Linked DNA regions of Mus musculus: regions 1 and 2 are each linked to region 3. A link is a loop called in an ENCODE intact Hi-C map of the cell type or tissue named here. Cell type or tissue: left cerebral cortex. All regions are shown on one strand. Each heading gives the region's core, and the rest is flanking DNA. Links, peaks and the distances in the headings are about the cores only.

What was found. Peaks named below come from ENCODE experiments on the same cell type or tissue, not always from the same donor. Only the 100,000 strongest peaks of a DNase experiment are listed, where the experiment ranks them.
Region 1: it touches region 3 in a loop (4-fold over the local background); 9 of 42 quality-filtered maps call a loop at or near these places.
Region 2: a loop joins it to region 3, with 13 times the contacts of the local background. A loop is called at or near these places in 20 of 42 quality-filtered maps.

Annotation. Positions count from the first base shown.
Region 1 is chr17:13,673,285-13,680,053 of GRCm38, reverse strand. It overlaps Gm24867 (a small nuclear RNA gene), which reads right to left and starts at 4,676; the gene lies at 4,572-4,676. In left cerebral cortex, for the core only: a CTCF peak has its summit at 3,934; DNase peaks (open chromatin) are centred at 2,417, 2,603, 3,376 and 3,651; H3K27ac peaks cover 657 bases.
Region 2 is chr17:13,469,607-13,476,375 of GRCm38, reverse strand. No RefSeq gene overlaps it. Among named protein-coding and RNA genes, the nearest start is that of Rnu6, 41 kb to the right of the region's middle. In left cerebral cortex, for the core only: a CTCF peak has its summit at 3,766 (motif pointing left); DNase peaks (open chromatin) are centred at 1,099, 1,424, 1,868 and 3,738; H3K27ac peaks cover 808 bases.
Region 3 is chr17:13,828,194-13,833,193 of GRCm38, reverse strand. It overlaps Afdn (afadin, adherens junction formation factor), which reads right to left. Exons shown (of 33, transcript NM_010806.1): 10 at 4,171-4,265; 11 at 3,062-3,324; 12 at 757-826. Among named protein-coding and RNA genes, the nearest start is that of Tcte2, 69 kb to the right of the region's middle. In left cerebral cortex, for the core only: a CTCF peak has its summit at 2,333 (motif pointing right); a DNase peak (open chromatin) is centred at 2,340.

The sequences.
Region 1 (6,769 bases), core at 1,038-6,037, 150 kb after region 3:
GACTGGGAAGGAAGAACATGCCAGCCCCACGCGCTTCACCTAGCCCACAAGGACAGCCCGTACGCAGTGTTCACACAGCATGTGGTCTGTGGTCATTCCTGGCAGCCAAGGTTTGGGAAAAGCAGCCTCTGCCTGGGTCTGCCTCTGTTCTCTGCTCACAGCTCTCCACCCCTGCCAAGGAGACTGTGGTTGCTAGCAGCTGTGGACACTTTCCCACAATGCAGTTCTTCGTGATGTCTGCTAAGCTGGGGGGGGGGGGGTCTTCTCTGAAGCCCTGATTCCTCACTCTGACTTTCCCACCCTTTCTTCCTTGACTTTTCTCAAGGGAGAGAAAGGAGAATGGATACATCTATCCATCTATCTATCTATCTATCTATCTATCTATCTATCTATCTATCGACAACTGAAGATGGGAAAAGGGTAATTTTTTTAAAAAAAGCTAATGACCCTGTGTATTTAGTTTATGTGGGATTCTGTTCTGTTTTATTGTTTGAGCTGTCTGTCTTAACGTCACTATCAAACTATTTGAATTATTATAATTTTGTAATATATCCTTAGTCCAATAGTGCTATCCAATTTTACTTTTTTGGGTTAAGAGCGCTTTACTATTGAGTTTTTTTTCTTTTTTTTTTAAAGTTTCCCTATGAATTTTAGGACTTTATTATATCCATAAAAATATTATTTGAAATTTGATAGAAAATGCATTGAATATAGTGGTGGTATTGCACTGGGTAGTGTGGACACTCTAAAAAGTATTATTTCTTCTAACCAATTAAAATGAGATAATTTACACTTGGAACAACATTATGAACTAACCAGTACCCCTGAGCTCTTGACTCTAGCTGCATATGTATCAAAAGATGGCCTAGTCGGCCATCACTGGAAAGAGAGGCCCATTGGACACGCAGACTTTGTGTGCCCCGGTACAGGGGAACGCCAGGGCCAAAGGGGGGGAGTGGGTGGGTAGGGGAGTGGGGGTGGGTGGGTAAGGGGGACTTTTGGTATAGCATTGGAAATGGAAATGAGCTAAATACCTAATAAAAAAAAATGAAAAAAAAAAAAAAAAAAAAAAAAAAAAAAAACAAAACAAAACAAAACAAAACAAGAAAAAAAAAAAAAAAAAAAAAAAAAAAAAGAAAAAAGGATAGACGGGAGAGATGGCTCAGCAGTTAAGAGCACTGACTGCTCTTCCAGAGGTCCTGAGTTTGATTCCCAGCAACCACACGGTGGCTCACAACCATCTGTAATGGGATCCAATGCCCTCTTCTGGTGTGTCTTAAGAGAGAGACAGTGTACTCATATACAAAATCTTGAGAGAGAGAGACAGACAGACTCATGACTGAAGTTAAGGAGACTTTGGAGGAAGTAGTTATGTATTTATATATAATTGATAATTTGTATTTAATTGACAGAGCCATTTCTTTTGCTCTGATAGGTGAACAGCATGAGGCAAGGCATGCAATTTCAGGACTTTCTGTCCCTTGTTTCTCTGTATAGTGTTTTGTTGCCTTGAGGCAGTGACTACCGCTGGGGTTAAACCCAGGGCTTGGTTTTATGCTATGCCTATATGTTTTCATCATCCTAAGACATCTTATCTCCCCTCGACCTGCCTGCCTGCTGGGTTAGCACTGTGTTTGTATTTTTAAACAAATCATTATGGTCCACTCTCAAAAGGAGGCACATTGTTGGTTATCAGAATCACAAATATGAAGGAGACACTGGACGACTGTCTCCCCAGCCGACGGCTGGTATCTGCCTGTCCTGCTGCCCTCAGTTCATCCTAGGCTGAAAAGTTACTCGAAGTCTGCTGTACAGTTGAGTCCATGTGTCAGAAAGGGAGGGAGTCTCCAGTCTCTGAATACATAGCAAACTAGGCTTCATTCACATTCTCAACGTGGAAATCTATAGGAGGTGCAGTCTGCCCAGTTTCTCGTCCCTCTCGGAAATGTTCAGGCAATGAAGAACTCAGGGGCAGGGGGAAATACAGTTAGGAACACGGGAAGCACTGTTTTGTACCAAACTGTTGTACCAGTCTTTCATGGTGATGCCTCTCTTTGCAAGGTTGAAAAATCAAACAGCCCGGTTGCCAGTACTCTTATTGTGAAATGAGGACCGTTGTTTCTGGTGGCTCACACCCTCTTTGTTCCTTTCCTTTCCCAACTTTAGCCTCTTCCCTTTGTCCTCTCCTCCCGCTTCCCTTTCTCCCTCTTCTAACATCCCTCCTCCATCTCCCCCCCTCAGTTTCTCTCCCTTTCCCTTCTTTCTCTCCTCCCCTCCCCTCCCCTCCCCTATTCTTCTGTATCTACCACTTTAAATCATGGTCTGAAGCCTCAGTTCATACTAACTTGTAAAGCTGTGCTTGGCAGTATTCTTGAGACAGGCTGCATCAGACTAGGAACAGCAGCTCTGGGGGTTTCTCTGGGGGGCTTTGGTGGCACTTCCCATTCTCTGTCACAGGACAGCAGCAGGAGCTTCCAGGTCTGATGCTGCTCCTCATCCTGGAGTCTAGGTCACCTGAGGCCTGAATCCAGGTTTTTTTTTGTTTTGTTTTGTTTTTTGCTGCGTTAACATTACACTTCCTCTCTTCCTTCACACTTGTCTCTGCAAATAGACTCTGGAGTCATTCTGCCCACAACGTCTGAGATTCAGTATGCTTGGTATTTCAAAATGGATTTATCTGGGTTTGGTGGAAAGGCTCTGACATCCAGCTACTTGGGAAGCCGATACAAGAGTACAGTCAAGTTCACAGCCATCTTGGGTAACTTAGTGAGACCCTGTCTCAGAATAAAAAAGTTAAAGGGTGTGTGTGTGTGTGTGTGTGTGTGTGTGTGTGTGTGTGTGTGTGTGGAGGGGTGTGGTTCAGTACAGAACACATGCTTGGCGCATGCTTAGCATACATAAAGTTCCAGGCTCAATCCCTGGTACCACAAATACTGAGATAGAATTAAATAGGGCTATAGGGAGTTTGGTGACTGAAGGCCTCCTCAAAGATCAAATGAGGTTTAGAAAACAAAACAGAGTTATAGGCGAGGCAAAACATTCAGGTGGATTGGCTCTTCTCTCCTTATAACTAAGCTTTGAATCTGGAATGGATGACCCAACGTTATTCTTATAAAAGGTGTGCGAATGAACCCTATGGGATGATAACAGACCAGCATGGTGAGTGCTGTTTAGGTCTGAGCTTTGGCCAGTGGGTGTTGGTGGGAACATTCAGTCAAAGACTCTCCCTTCAGATCTGGTGCTCTCTCTAAGCCTAGAGCTGGGCCACATGCACACAGCAGCTTCAGCCAGTGCACTGTGATGCTGCAAACTGCAGTCTATTTTGAGTCTTTAAGTCTGTTCCCTGGCCCCTACAGGTGGGAGCCTGCAAAATTATACTTCGCTCCTTCTATGGGCGGCACCCACACCATCCTGTAGTTCAGGGTAGAAGGAAGGCTGACAAACCATCTTCACCTAAAGCAGCATGGGTGGGGAAGGGGGAAGGGTGGGGGACCAAGAGCCACAGCTCTGTTCTCTGCCGGGTAAGATGTCAAAATAGCTCATTTAAACCTGGGACAATACTTTTCCTCTAACACACACACACACACACACACACACACACACACACACACACACACACGAAGCTATTTTCTATTTAAAGTTGCTTATTCACAACTGACCCAGAAATCTGGTGAATGGTAAGTGATCCAAGAGAGAAGTTTGAAAAATTGTTCCCATGTCCTGACAGCAGCTGGTGGTCACACCCATACAATAAGCAGCTGAGGGGCTGGTGAGATGGCTCAGCAGTTAGGAGCGCTGACTGCTCTCTCAAAGGTCCTCAGTTCAAATCCCAGCAACCACATGGTGGCTCACAACCACCCGTAATGAGATCTGATGCCCTCTTCTGGAGTGTCTGAAGACAGCTACAGTGTATATAATTAATAAATAAATAAATAAATAAATATTAGAAACTATTAGAGTTTTAAAAAAAAGCAGCCTACATCGACAGGCCATGGAAAGACTGTCTTGCTGGAGACTGAGCCATGGCAGACCCACAGCAGAAGCTTAAGTGCAGACACAACCCCTGGGGACTGTGGGTTTGTTGGGAGTGCTAGTGTCCCCTATGAGACTATGGCCAGGGTACCATTTCTGGGCGCAGAGCCCTGAGCTGAATAAGGCTGCCCTGCCTTTAGCCCCTGTTTATTATGCTTTGGTATCTAGTGAGTGACAGCTTATTGCTCCCTGGAGAACTGGCTTGTGACATGGGTCTTTGTATCTTGACCTCTAGCCTTGCTAGCGAGCGGCAACCCTGTGGACTTGGGCTGAGCACAGCCTTGGATTTGAAGGGGAAGAGCAGAGACCTCACACTGTACAGAGGCCATGCCTGTCACAGGCTAGTCCTGTCCCCCAGATGAAGATCACATCGTCTGAGACAATGCCCTTTTTCTCTTTCTGAGGCTTTTGGGAGCTTCCCACGGATGGAGGTCAACTTGAGAGAAATGAGGTGTCGTGAGGCACGAGTGAAGATCGGGGTGATCCTCTCTCTGGATAGGGTTTCTAACACTGGATTCTGTTTGCTTGTTTGTTTGTTTGTTTTTATGGGGCACTTCAGGAGTTTGCAAGTCTTCCTTATACAGGGGCCATGTTAATCTTCTCTGTACTGTTCCAATTTTAGTATATATTCTCCCAAAGTGAGCAGCCCTGGATTCTGGCCTCAAGATCAGAGCTTGGATGGAGGGGAAGGAAGCATGATGCCTTAGTTTCCTTTCTTCTTTCTGCGAGAAAACACCCAACAAAGCGACTTAGGAAAGAAAGATTTACTTTGGGCTCACAGTTAGAGGAGTCACAAACCACCACGGTGGAAAAGGTAGTAGGCAGAGGCAGAGGTCACATTTTAACTGTCATTTGGCAGCAAAGAGAGTCTGGGCTGGACTGTTAAACTTCAAGGCCTGTGCCCAGTGACCCACTCTCTCCAGTGAGGCTCCACCACCTAGGGGGTTCCACAACCTCACCAGGCAGCACCACAGGCTGGGGACCAAGTGTTCAAACATGAGCCTATGGGAAAATTCTGATGCAAACCACAACACTCAGCTAAATGTCTGGATTATTCTGTGGCTAGGAAACAGTGGCAGCTGGGAGACAACCACACAGGAAGCTGGGGTGAGCAGGAGGGTGGGAGCCACTGAAAACTATAAATCCCACTGCCATACACTCCTCCTCCTAAAGAGTACATGGCAGGTGTCTCCCAGCACCAGAAGACAGGTGTCATGGAGAAGGTGTGGCCAGACCTGCTTCGTTCCTCTCCCCTTTAAGAACCGTTGTTCTTGTCTTCCTTATTCGTCTAGATTATATCATGTTGAGACCCAAAACCTCTATGTGGCTCCTTCACATACAATGTCCTACGGCCGTAGACTGTGAGTACCACCTGGTAACGTGTGAATGTGTCAGTGAAGTAAGCCACTGTTGTGAGCAATGCTTCAAGGTGCCCGAAGAACCTGAGCTACCTTTCTCTACAGGTAAACTGTACAGGTTTACTCAGGAGGGGCAGTGAGATGCCTGGCCAAGCAGCATCTCTCCTACTCTGTGGAGGGAGGAAGGCTTCAATGCAGCCAAGTGCCAGGTATGCAATGGGGGCTTCTGACAGTTTTGAGTCTCCAGGGAATGTGGGCTCACTATCGTTGTCAAGAAGATGAGGTCAACACAAGCCCTTCTACCCACTGTATATGGATGTGCATGTCCATGCCAACATCCCAGAGGACTATGGGCCCACAGAGACCCCTCACTCAGAGGTGAAGATTGTGCCTCACATAGACACCTCCTTGGAGGAACAGGTGCATGGTATTTTTCTGGAGGGGAGGGTGGCGTGAGGGGTTGCAGTGTCAGACCCAGTGAGGCCCTTCATAGGCTATGTTCAAGATCATGGACTATTTCTTCTTTCAGAAGCTCACAGTTCTGATCAAAGAATCCCTAGAGACTTTGTACACATGACAACAGCATGAACATGCCTCATTCCTATGTTCATGTGCATCGTTCATGTATGTGCATACCTCATTCATTGTAGGAAGTAACATGTACAACAGAGTGATGAGTTCTAGCTTGGAGAAGATTGTATTTAAAAGCCAAGTGTGGGCTGAAAGGATATCTGAAGGGCTGTGATGGTTTGTATATGCTTGGCCCAGGGAGTGGCACTATTAGGAGGTGTGGCCTAGTTGGATTAGGTGTGTCACTTGCCCTAGCTGCCTGGAAGCAAGTCTTAGCAGCCTTCAGATGAAGATAAAGAACTCTCAGCTCCTTCCTGCATGCCTTCTTGGATGCTTCCATGCTCCTCCTGCCTTTATGATAATAGACTGAACCTGTAAGCCAGACACAGTTAAATGTTGTCCTTATAAGAGTTGCCTTGTCGTATGTACAACATGTGTCTGTTCACAGCAGTAAAACCCTAACTAAGACAAGGGCTGAAGAGTAATAGCAAACATGGGAACCTGAGTTCAACCCCACCCCTGCTGCCACCCCTGAGACCCCAAAAGAGAGCCTGGCATAGGGATGCTCACATCTAATCTCAGCCCTGGGAAGGCAAGGGACAGGGGGACCTCTGAACTTGTTGCTGGCCAGTCCAAGACTTAAAACTCTGTCAACTTCAGGTCAACGAGAAACCTCGTCTCAAAAAACAAAGTACACAGAACTCGAAGGTGCACAGCCAAGGTTGACCTCTAGCACCTCCTGCACTTGCACATACCTACACACATGCACACACACACACACACACACACACACACACACACACGCACCC
Region 2 (6,769 bases), core at 1,092-6,091, 360 kb after region 3:
TTTTGTCTATTCATTAAAAAAAAGAAAAAAGAAACTGCTAAGCTCTGTGAATGTACTGTTGTCCAGTAAATCAGACACTGTGGAAAACATACCGGTGTGTTTATTGGCATTGCATGATCACGACAGGCAGCAAGAAGAGCTCCGTGTGGGCACGAAGGAGATGGGGAATACGAGACGATCAGTGCCAGGGTGTCTAGGCACACCAGAACTTGAGGGGGCACATAGATTCTCCCCTAATGCCTCCAGGTGTGCAGCCTTGCCAGCACCCAGATTTCTGCCCAGTGACAGAGTTATGGGCCTCTGGCTTGAGAGAAAGGGTCCTTCTGCCCTGTCTGCCCAGACCTCCAGGTGCTTCACGGTGTAGCCATCGGACCTAACACACTTGGGACTTGACTTTCACAGTCTAGCAACAGAAAGGAGTGTCATTTAGTTTCCAAGTAATTGGAGGTTATTCAGAGTTCCATTACAGATTGCAAATTTAGTTCCCATGTGTGCGTTTGGTGTCAAGATCTAATCCATGGCTTTGTGCATTCTAGGGAATTGCTCTACCACAGGGTGGGTATGCCTCCAGTTGGAGGAAGCACCCTGTGTGTGATCTTGGTTCTGGTCACTGTGTAGACTTGATTTAAAGTCCAAAGTATGGCCTGTTTTGATCCATGTTCCATGAGCATCTGGAAATCATTGCAGTCTGTACCATGGACTTAGCAGGCTGCTAATGTCCACTAGGTCAGGTTGGCTTGTGGAGTTTCCAGAGTCCTCTTTCCTGGCTTCTTTTCTCTCTGGCAGAGATGAGAAGGGAGCTTGATGAAGCTGTGGCTTTATCTCTTTTCTTTCTCGTTGGTGGTTTTTTGTTTTGTTTTGAATAGTTATTTATTTTATGTGAGTATTCTATCTGTATGTACTTCTGCATGCCAGAAGGAGGCACCAGATACTTTATAGATGATTGTGAGCCACCCTGTGGTTGCTGGGAATTGAACTTAGGACCTTGGGAAGAACAGCCAGTGCCCATAACCACTGAGCCATCTCTCCAGCCCTCTCACTGGAGTTTATTCATGAGCTTTGGAGCTGTTAGTGAGCACTTCTATCTATAAGTAGTAAGTGGCCATGCCCAGGCTTCCATTCATCTCTCATGCTTCTGAATTGAGCTTATTTGGATCTTTAAGTCTAGACTGGCAGCTCAATATTACATATTTATTTCTGGGACTCACAGACAGCTGCTAACACACAGCAATCAGACCGAGAGTGGACACTGCCTCATTCCCAGGACCGGGGACAGCAGGGATACCCTGGAGCTTGGTTAGTAGCTACTTGTGGTTCCTTCTTCCATGGGCAGTGCCCCAGTAGGCACGTGTGGGCGTGGCTCCAAAATACCCAGGATGTTCTGCATCATATCCATCCTATCAGACATCTGCGTGCGACGCAGGGTGACACAGAGCTCTGACTCAGGACCAGCAGCAGCCAGTCAACCTTCATGACTTTCCTCTCCTCTGGCTTGGTGGCAGTGGGAGGTCCTCTACTGAGACGGGGAGCCTAGGAGAGAACTGGGGGGGGGGGTGAATAGTTGGCAGGCACTGGGGGAAATGGGTGTGCCATCATGTTAGTCACTGCTAAGGAAACGTGCGTGTTCCCAGACTCACTGGACCAATACACCCTGTTTATAACCATCGTGGGAGACTAATTTGACTTGGAACTTTTTTTTTTAAGGGAAGAGTTAGGAAAAGACTGGAATTTGGAGCTGGACTCTCCATCTCTGAGTGTTTTACTTTTGGGTGGGCGATATGCTTTACTGAATAATCACTCTGTGTGTGGGTGGTCAGACAGTTTTCTTCTCCGCTCAAGTCCAACAATAGTTTGACTGAGTGTGAAATTCTCACATTCCTATTCTTTCCCTCGAAGTCTCTATAATCACTGCTTCTAAATTTAGTGTGGCAACTGGGACTTCCATGTGGGCTCGAATCTCCTACCTCTGCGAGCTTCTTCCCTTATCAGGGGACCCAACAGCTTCTTTTGTCTCCTGCCTAGGGAGAGGGAATGGTCCTGCTTGCATAAATGTGTGTCTCCCATAGATGTCCTCCATTCTCTGTGAAGACTGTCTTCCCTTGTCTTAGGGGATTTCTCTCTCAGTCAGAGTTGGCCTCTTCAATCTCCACATGGTTGTGCTTTCTAAGTATATGGCTGAAACTGCGCTTCAGAGAAGCCACCAGAGACTTGCTGGCATCAGATCATGAGCATGTACTGTGACTCTGGATTGGGGGGGGGGGGGCTGCCTGAGGCTGCAAGGGTGTGACCTTGTTCCCTGGGTCTGTAGTACTATCAGCGGTTACTGCAGTTGCTTTGTCCTAATATTGATGGAAATCAGTTCATTTTAATTTTTTTTGAGAGAAAGTTGCCAGGCTGCTGTGGAGTCCAAAACCCCCTGGTCTTAGCCCCAGGTAAAAGCTGTCAAGCCGGACTGGATACAAAGTTTGCAAGCCATGAGTGGAACTACAAGTGTCCCTAAGACCCAATGTCACGGCCACCCCTCACCTCCACCCTATTCAGTTGACCAAAGTCAATGAGGAAGGGCCAGAAAACAAACTCAAAATGGGGAGCAGTCACCCCCAGTCACTTGGCCAAAGTGGTAGCTTGAGCCCTGCAGCAGACTACTGACGTGCCAGTGAACAGTGGGTTTCCTGACCCTTCGTCTCTTAGTTATCTCTTTCTCCCCATTATTAGACATTGGGAGTTGATCCAGGAATATAAATATGACCTATAACTAGCTTCATTAATAGCAAATAGTGCAAAATCTAGTTTTCAGGTCCAGGCAGAGTTTGGGGAAATAGGCTCTGTCTTGGGTACTGCCAAACTCAAGTAGGTAGAGTGTTCTGAGCATGCCCATAGGAGGACAGGTGCCCTCTTACCTGCTGACACTGACCGTGGGTACAAAACACTTTATACCAAGCCAACCTAGGTAGGCCCTTGACACCAACGCTGAGCCATTCATTGAGGCAGCCGTGTGGGGGACTACCAGTTGAAGCTGATGAACTGAAGCAGAGTGTAAATGAGGTTCATGCTAGATTTATAAAGCTTCAGAATTAAATGTAACTGTGGCCTGCCATTCCTAACGTATCAAAATGGCCATGTTCTGATATATCCGGTTACATAAACTGTTTCTTTATAATTAATTTTATCTGTTGCTGTTTAATCTCTTGCCCTGCCTCTAAGGAGCAGGGAGAACAGTGTGCCTCAGGGATGGTCTCCTCTGGACACTGTCCAGCTGCTAGCGTGGCCACAGAGTTCTTGTTTGAGCAGCCAGTCTTTCTGTCCTGTTTATCTGCTTGGCCTTTTATTGTGTTTTGTCTTATTCTGTTTTCTCAATGATGCATTAAACAAAATCCTTTGTCTATTAAGTGCAAAGGAGGAATACTTTGGTGAGGAGAGAGTTAAAAAGCAGCCCTAACTGGTGTCCTCTAGACTTCCATAGCACCGTGTCTGTACCTCTGTCCACCAACACTGTAGCGCCTCCACAATGCTCATCAGAGAGGGCTTTCCAGCAAGTGAGACAGTCAGCCTCTGTCACTAGAAGCTATGCCCTGCTGACCAGCCAGGCAAGTAAGGAAGCTCTGTCTAAACACTGGAGCTTAGTAAGTAAATTAGGTGATGGCCGGGAGTCCCAAAGGACATGCCTGTTTCTCCTATGACCGCAGTGCAGCATCTTCTATCTCTCCATGCTTCTCAAGGAAACATACATTTGCAATGACATGTTGTAGCGCCATCTTGTGGTCATTCCAGTTACCAACATCCAGCTACTTCCCGGTGGTCCATACAGCAGTCATTGTGGCCAAAGCAGGCTCCTGGAGCTGTCTTCATGTTTCTTTGTCCCCCTTGGTGAGGTTTTTTGATCCGGAACTGGACCCTCAAAGCAACTGGTCTTTCACAGTTAAAAGGTCACAGGGTCCCTGCCCTCACAACCATCTCCTTCAGAGGAAGCCACACCAGACTGCTAAGCATGAATTTCCGTTTCCAAAAACAAAATAACAAAGTTTTCAGAGCCTTTAACAATGTTACAAAGTACAAGCTTTAGAGGCAAAATCAGTTCTTGGGTGTGATCAAACCAAGACAAGGCCAAGATGTGATCGCTGGCCTCTTCCTGGGGTTTTATCAACCTGTCTTTGAAAGGCCCTCTGTCCTGTGGGATAAGGTCCAGTTATCTCCCAGCCTTTGCAAGTAACTTTGAAAGAGGGTATAGACCCGCCATTGTCTATATCGGGGATGATTTGAGAAGGAAGGGGAGGACCCAGGAAGGAGAGGGCATTGACCATGGCCCACTTCCTATGGCCCTGCATGATGAAGCCTGGACTTCAGCCCATCCCCTCCCTTCCAAGTTGCCGTCTCTACTTTCTACCACTCAAACTCTTGAATTTTAAAAACAGTAGAGCCTACTCCACTGCCCATGAAAACACCCTTATGCCACCAAAGACCTTGGGAAAGCATGACATCCCCCACCCCCACCCCCGTGTGCTTCACTAGAGTCGCTCAGCCTCTCACCCTCCTCCCTTCATGCTCACTGCCAAGGCCCTGCCCAGCCCTGTCCAGCAAATGACCACATCACCTGCTTGGCTAAGGAAGGGGGGGTCACACCAAGCCAGAGCTTTGGCCCCCTCTTTTGCACCCCATCTCTCTAGCACCTCCTCCTGTTTCCACCCTCCTCTACACGTTCTGCCTCCACCAGATGTATTTACAGTTTCTCATTGTCTCCATCTTTCATTCTTTTCCATCTTTAGTTTAGTTCAACTGTATTTCTGCTGACCTTAAACTGGGCATCCAGCGCCATCTTAGGTTGCTAGTGGCCTCTATCACCTTACACTGATCAGAGCGAGCTCCTGAACTTAACCCTCATAGTCTCACAGCTACACTTGCCCTCAGTGAGCCAGGCAGTCACTTCACAGGCCACATTCCTACTGAGCCAGGCTGCCATCTTACTCAGGAGTTATTACTGATCCAAACATTCCCTTTGTTAGATTCTTTGAAGCACGTTCATCCTTGTGTGTCCAACACGCAGCAGGGGCCTGGGAGCCAAAGAGACATGAGATATTTGCTTCACCCCTTGCATTTCTAAATAACTACATTACCTATCAAGGATGGGGGTGGTACACGAAGCTAAATAAATCTTGAATAAAAATATACACCTTTGCCAGAAATCCAGAGTTATTCAGGATAATCCTGTTCTTCATCTGACGAGATGGCACTTACTTCCTACTAACACTGACCGGCTGTGGGAAAGCCATGCATATTTTTTTTCCCATTTTCCTGACAGTGTGATAGACTGAGCGGAGCCTGCCAACCTGACGCCAGTGCAAATTAAACTCACATCTTGATTGTCTCGGCTACATTCTATGTGGTATAGGAGGGAAAATGAATAAATCAACTCAACCGGTGGACAAACGTCTATTTGTAAGTGGATCCACGAATTTTAAAACTAATGAAAATGAATAAAAACATAACATGGGGAAGAGTACTGTGCTTCTGAGCAATATCAAGGTGTGAGAAATTTCACCAATTTATCACATTCATGATGAGAAGTCCCCAGATTCTCTGTGGGACTGCAGAAAAGCCATTTGATAAAAGTGCATAGCGTTTTGTAATTAGAACACTCTAAGTAGGAAATAAATATGACTTCTCGTGCGGGTAAGAGTCTGTAGCCAGCACCTGTAGGGCAAGCCGGAGACAGAGCAAGGCCTGCTGGGAACAGTGAGGACTAGAAGCAAGAGGTAAAGCGGGTTATATCAGATTTAGTAAAGCCTGTCTATCAGTTGAGGACTGATAGACATGTAGATACTTTGTAGATACTTCCCAGTCTTTGCTATGAAAAATCCTGTTACAAAGAAAAGGCATTGTGTGCACATCATTTTGAGGGAGTGAAACAGGAATATATTTAAGGTGGGGCAGTGGGAACAGCTGCTTTTCTTTTTTTAAACTTTTTATTGATTCTTTGTGAGTTTTATATCATGCACCCCGGTCCCACTCATCTCCCCATTTCTTCATATCTGCCCTTGGCCCTTACAACTTTCCCCACAAAACACGTAAGCAAGCAAACAAAAGAAAACAAAACAAAAACGCATAGGAAACATCTCATCATGGAAGCTGTAGGGTGTCACAGCACATCCCACATTATACCCCTCTGTCCACACGTCGTCACTGGCAAATTTTCATTGCAATGAGTCATTGGTCTGCTTCCAAAACTCTGGCTTCTGTGACACCTCCTTCCATTTTATCCTGTTGTTGTCCTGTGTCATGGAGATCCTGCAGCTTTGGAACAGCAGGACTGTCCCTTTCACAAGTCTCAACCATTCACGGGTAGTATAGATTTGGGGGTGGGCCAACTCAGAGCCCTGGATCCTGGCCTGGGTAGTAGCTGAGCCGGTCAGCCACAGGTTCTCGCTTACCTACACCACCAGGGCAAGCTCTCCAGCATTGCTCTGGTTAGGCCACCCAATGGTACCATCAGCAGGAATCAGGGGCAGCTCTCCTGCTCTTGTGTCCTCAGGGCCAGCTCACCTGCACTCAGGTGCAAGGCAAGCTCCATTGTGCTGCGCAATCAAAGTTCAGGGTCCACTCTCCCAAGTGCTGCAGCTTACAAGGGATTGGGGCAGCTCGTGGGATGACCTTTTTAAGTCAAAGAGGGCATGTATGTGCAATATGTAAGTGGTACGGATTGCTTGCCTGTGTGTGCACCCGCCCACAGTTCTCCAGCAGAGTGCAAATTGGTGCACATGGCTCACTGGGTGGT
Region 3 (5,000 bases), core at 1-5,000:
AGTTGCATTATGGTATCAAAAAAAAAAAATCAACAAAACAAGAACACAGTTCAAGGAGACCTCTTCCCTCTAAATCTGGCTCTGATTTGCTTTCAATAAAAGGCAGAGAAAACAGCGCTACACCAGCCCTGAGCCTAACCCATGAAAACAGCTGTGAATTCAAGGTCCTACAGAGAGGCAGGGTGGGTAGTCCCACAGTGTGACCTCTGATTCACCTGCTAGCTCACTGCACTCACAAGAGGAACCAGGAACATGACTAGTAAACCAACTGCCCTAGGAAACTCAAGCCAACTTGTCAGTAAATGAAGGGATTGCTGTTTAAGCTCAACAAGTTTTGCAGTGAGTGTAATCCAGGAATAGATCACCAAAATGAAGAGAGAAATGACTTGTCTATACAAGAGCAAAGAATGACTGTCGGAGGTGAGTACCCAGCTGAGATCTAGGACTTGTACCCAGTGAATAAAGTAGCAAAAGTCCATTATCCTCAGCATGATGGCCACAGCGGTTAGTTACACACAGAGCACAGGCAAAGCACATACTCCAAATGAAAGAGAAAGTACTAGATTCTGACCTCAGGACAAAAGGAACAGCTAGCTACCTTTCATTTAAGCATCACTGTGTGAACAGATAGAAAAGAGTGGGTTGCAGCAGAGAGAGGCCACTGTGAAGTTGTCTTTACAAAGGAGTGTCTGTTCTTGGGTGTCCTAGAACATCGAATCCAAGGGATGGTCAGGTCATGAGTCTGTAAATACCTACCCTGCTTGCCGGCAATGCTGTCCCACTGTGGACATCTCCTCCCAATTCAAAGGTTGTCTCCTGAACAGCTCTATGGAGATGAAAAATAAACATAAAAATTAAACTTCAACTGACAAGGTAGTACTCTTAATACAGCAAGAACAGATGAGTATTTCAATATTCAAATATCATTAATAAATTCATTTACTTTGGCACACAGACTTTAAAAAGTGACAATAAATATGTGAACTTTTCTTAATTAGGAAGCATATCAAAAAAACTCTCATGGTCCTATTTTTAAAACCAGATGTTAACAACAAAAACAAAATATTGAGACTAAAGAGCTGGCTCTAAGGTTAAGAGCATCTGCTGAGTTTGGGTCCCAGAACCCACGTGGTAGATCACAACCATCTATATCTCCAGCTTCAGGGGATCTAATACAGTCTTCTGACTTCTGTGGGCATCAAGCACACACATGCTATACATGAGCGCAGGCAAAACACTTACTCAAAATAATAATAAAATAATAATAATAAAAAAATCACATTTTCAACATGGACAAAGGTGAGATAAGCAAAACGATATTCTTTGGAACAAACACAGTAAATACAACACCCTGGTCCCAACCTAAGGGGAGAAGGAGCCTAAGGTGCCTATAAGCCATCAAAAGCAAAGATATGGCTATTTCTGGATTGTTCTAACATCTAAGAACTACATGGTTTAATTTCAAAACTTCATCTAGAGACTGAAACAAGGAAATAATGTAGAAATTCAAGCCATTTTTATTAGAAATTCCTCTACAATCGTCTAAGAAAATAAAATCTGTTGTGATGTAAAACAGTTACCATGCTCTGAATAATAGCTTCTTACTAAGAAGTTCAAATGCTTTTACTAAAGGCTAATCATTCACTTTCTGCATGTAACTGTCTGTAAGACATCAGTTTGGGGTTTTGAGGGCTGTGTGATAATACACTGATTCATGAATTATTTACCTATCTAGTCATTATCCATCGAGCACCTATGTGTTATTATTGTGTTCTGAATCCTAAGAAAGGTGTGATTTGTATAGCCAAAGGTCATAACATGATGGCATCTAAGTCAGTATAAAGTCACTCTGGACTTGGGCTAGATTCCTGCCTACATGTGGTACACACACCCAAGTACATACATTACAAAAAAAGTAATAATAAACAAACAAACAAACAAACAACTTGAGGTGAGAAGCTATTCCAAAGTGTCCTATCTGTGAAGGTGGCCAGTGGTCTCTGTAGTAGATGGACCTCTGTGAATCTGAGGCCAGCCTGGACTACATGGTTGAGTTTCAGGCCAGGGCCATGCAGAGACTACCAATACAGGTATATAGGTTGGTCTATTTGTATACTCTTTGGCAGAAAGTTTCACTTCTGTGGACTCAGAAGTTTGTTTTAAATACCATGAAGAGCCATGGCACCTATTTTTCCAAAAGATACTTTATTAACATATAAAATAGATAGCAAAATAGCTAAACAGTGTATGTTTTCAAAATTATCACTAAAGGAAAAGTCACTCTTCTCCAGAAGAATGCTCATTAGTAGACCACACTGCAAGACCTCAGGAAAACACTAGGTGGAGCTAAAATGCTCTGAATTCCTAAACAGATTCCCCCTTGCATTACCATGGTTCTCAGGGAGAAGAATATGAAGGAGGAAAATACATCAAGGAAAGATTTTGAAATACTATTAGTTACATAGGGTGATGGTTCACACAAAAAGAGATCAACTTAAAAACCAATTTCAAGATAAAATCAGAATCTACGTGTTTGCTCCAAAACCAATCCAAATTTGTGATATAAACTCCCATTTCATAAAATGCACTGATCTTCAAAAAAAATTATTTTAAATAGGTGAGTGATTAGCCTGCATGTATATATGTGCAACATGTGTGTGTATAATGCCCACATCAGGACCCCTAGGGCTGGCACTACAGACAGTTATGAGCTGCCTGATTTAGGTGCTGGGAACCAAACTGGGATCATCTGTAAGATCAGCAACTGTTTTTAAGCACTAAGCCTTATCTCCAGACCCTTCTTCACCTTGATCTTTTAAAACTGAAAATTTAAGGATGGGGAAAATGGCAGGCTGACAGCCTGAGTTTGATCCACAGGACCCACAAGTAGGAGAACCTACTCCTGTGAGGTATCCTCTCAACTCCAAAAGGAACAGACGCAGACACACATACAGAAAATTTAAACTAATGTAATAAACTCTAAGTAAAGATATTTCCATCTAATTGAAATTACTTTACAGCCAAACACTCTAAAATCCTTAAGCTGATCTATCACATTCACCCAGGTTTATGTCTTGGGCCCTTGACCATCAGGCCTCCATCCACAGATCTCTTGGAAAGAACGTGGTCCTGGATGGGGTCCACAAACTTAAACACATGCGAGGTGCCAAACTGCAGTCTCATGCCACTCTGCAGCATTGTGGTCTCTGAGATGCGCTGACCATCCACGTAGGTCTCTGCATCCATACTTCTGGGTGTCACAGTGACCACTCCATCCATGTTGGTGAGATCACAGTGATGGGGCTGAATTCCGGGGCCAAACAGCTAAGAAGAGAAGGAAAAGAGTTCCATCATGAAGCACTCAATGTGTAGAGTTCTGTTATGACGAATGCAGTCTAAGAAGCCCTCGGTTCTCTGGTTTCTTAAGTGGATTTCTCTCTAATAGTGTAAAACCATGTCAGGACAGCTGAACACTGTTAACATCTAAAAACCTGTTGTAAGGCAGGAACATTGTAACTCTGTTTTACTAATCATATGATGGCCTGGGGAAGTAGTTCAATAGTTATGATCCTTAACGATTTGTATGAGGTCCTGAGTTCCAACCCTAGAATACACACACACACACACACACACACACACACACACACACACACACACACACAGAGGGAGGGTGAGGGGAAGGGGGAGGGGGAGGGAGAGGGGGAAAAAAGGGAGAGGGAGAGGGGGAGAAGGGGAAGAGGGGGAGAGGGGAGGGGGGAGGAGGAGAGGAAGAGGGGGAGAGGGAGGGGGAGGGGGAGAGGAAGAGGGGGGAGGGGGAGGGGGAAAGGGGGGAGGGGGAGAGGTAGCAACATTTCCACTGTATCTCCACTATCCTGAAACAGACCTATAAGTTGCTATCAGCACCTTCACTTTCTAGTCAGAAGTAAAAACTCAGAGAAGAATGTCACAACCAGTCATGTTTCCGTGTATCCCTTCTGGATACAGACAAGTCACGTTCTCTCCAAACTAAATCAGAGAAGTGAGTCAGAGAGGATGAGCGGCATATTCAAATACAAAGGCTGCCTGTCACCTTCATCCATTCCCTTGCAGCTGGTTCCTTGATGAGTGCTTACTAATTACTGATAGGAGGAACAACCTTAAAACGCTTAGACAGCAGGCATGATCAAGTACCTGGATAGAATTGTCATCAAATTTCTCTGTCCCAACTTCAGTCACACTTAATTGAAGGCGGTATAACTTTGGCTTGTCTCTGGAGTCAGAGCCATCTGTGAGAGGGAAGAGAAGACACAGAGCTCCGTTTGTCAAGTCTGATGTTCTTATGCTTGAAACAAACAAGTTTCTCTTACTAAGGCTAGCACGGTTTAACTTCTCAGGATTTCTTTCCAGAGTTGATGTTGCAGTGAAACTTAACCAGATACAGAAGCCAAGCAGCTCCTGCTGGAATAGAATGTACAGTGTCACTGATTCCAATACTTTCTTTTTTTGTTGTTTGGTTTTTTGAGACAGGGTTTCTCTGTGTGGCCCTGGCTGTCCTGGAACTCACTTTGTAGACCAGGCTGGCCTTGAACTCAGAAATCCACCTGCCTCTGCTGGGATTAAAGGCGTGTACCACCACGCCCAGCTACCAACACGTTCTAATTACAAGTTTTCCTACATGCTCTCCTAACGTCCCCTTACTGACTCTGAGGATGGAACTGCACTGAGAACACAGAGTAAGGCCACATAAGCCATTAATTACTTCAATGCTGTGCCTTTGTTGGACAGAAGTACCACGCACCCTTACAGTGCACAGCACAATATAGCTGGTGGGGCATAACAAGGCTTTTAACTGTGCAACCCAGATCTCCTGAACCACAGACCTAGGAGTAAGTCTCATGTGATTCCAATGTCTACCACTGATAATAAATGCTGATGAAATGTTTAACCCCCTTGAGAAGAACGGAGTCGAAGACAGAAAAGAGATTTTGCTTTTTTTTTTAATTGGTTCTTTTAGAATTTCA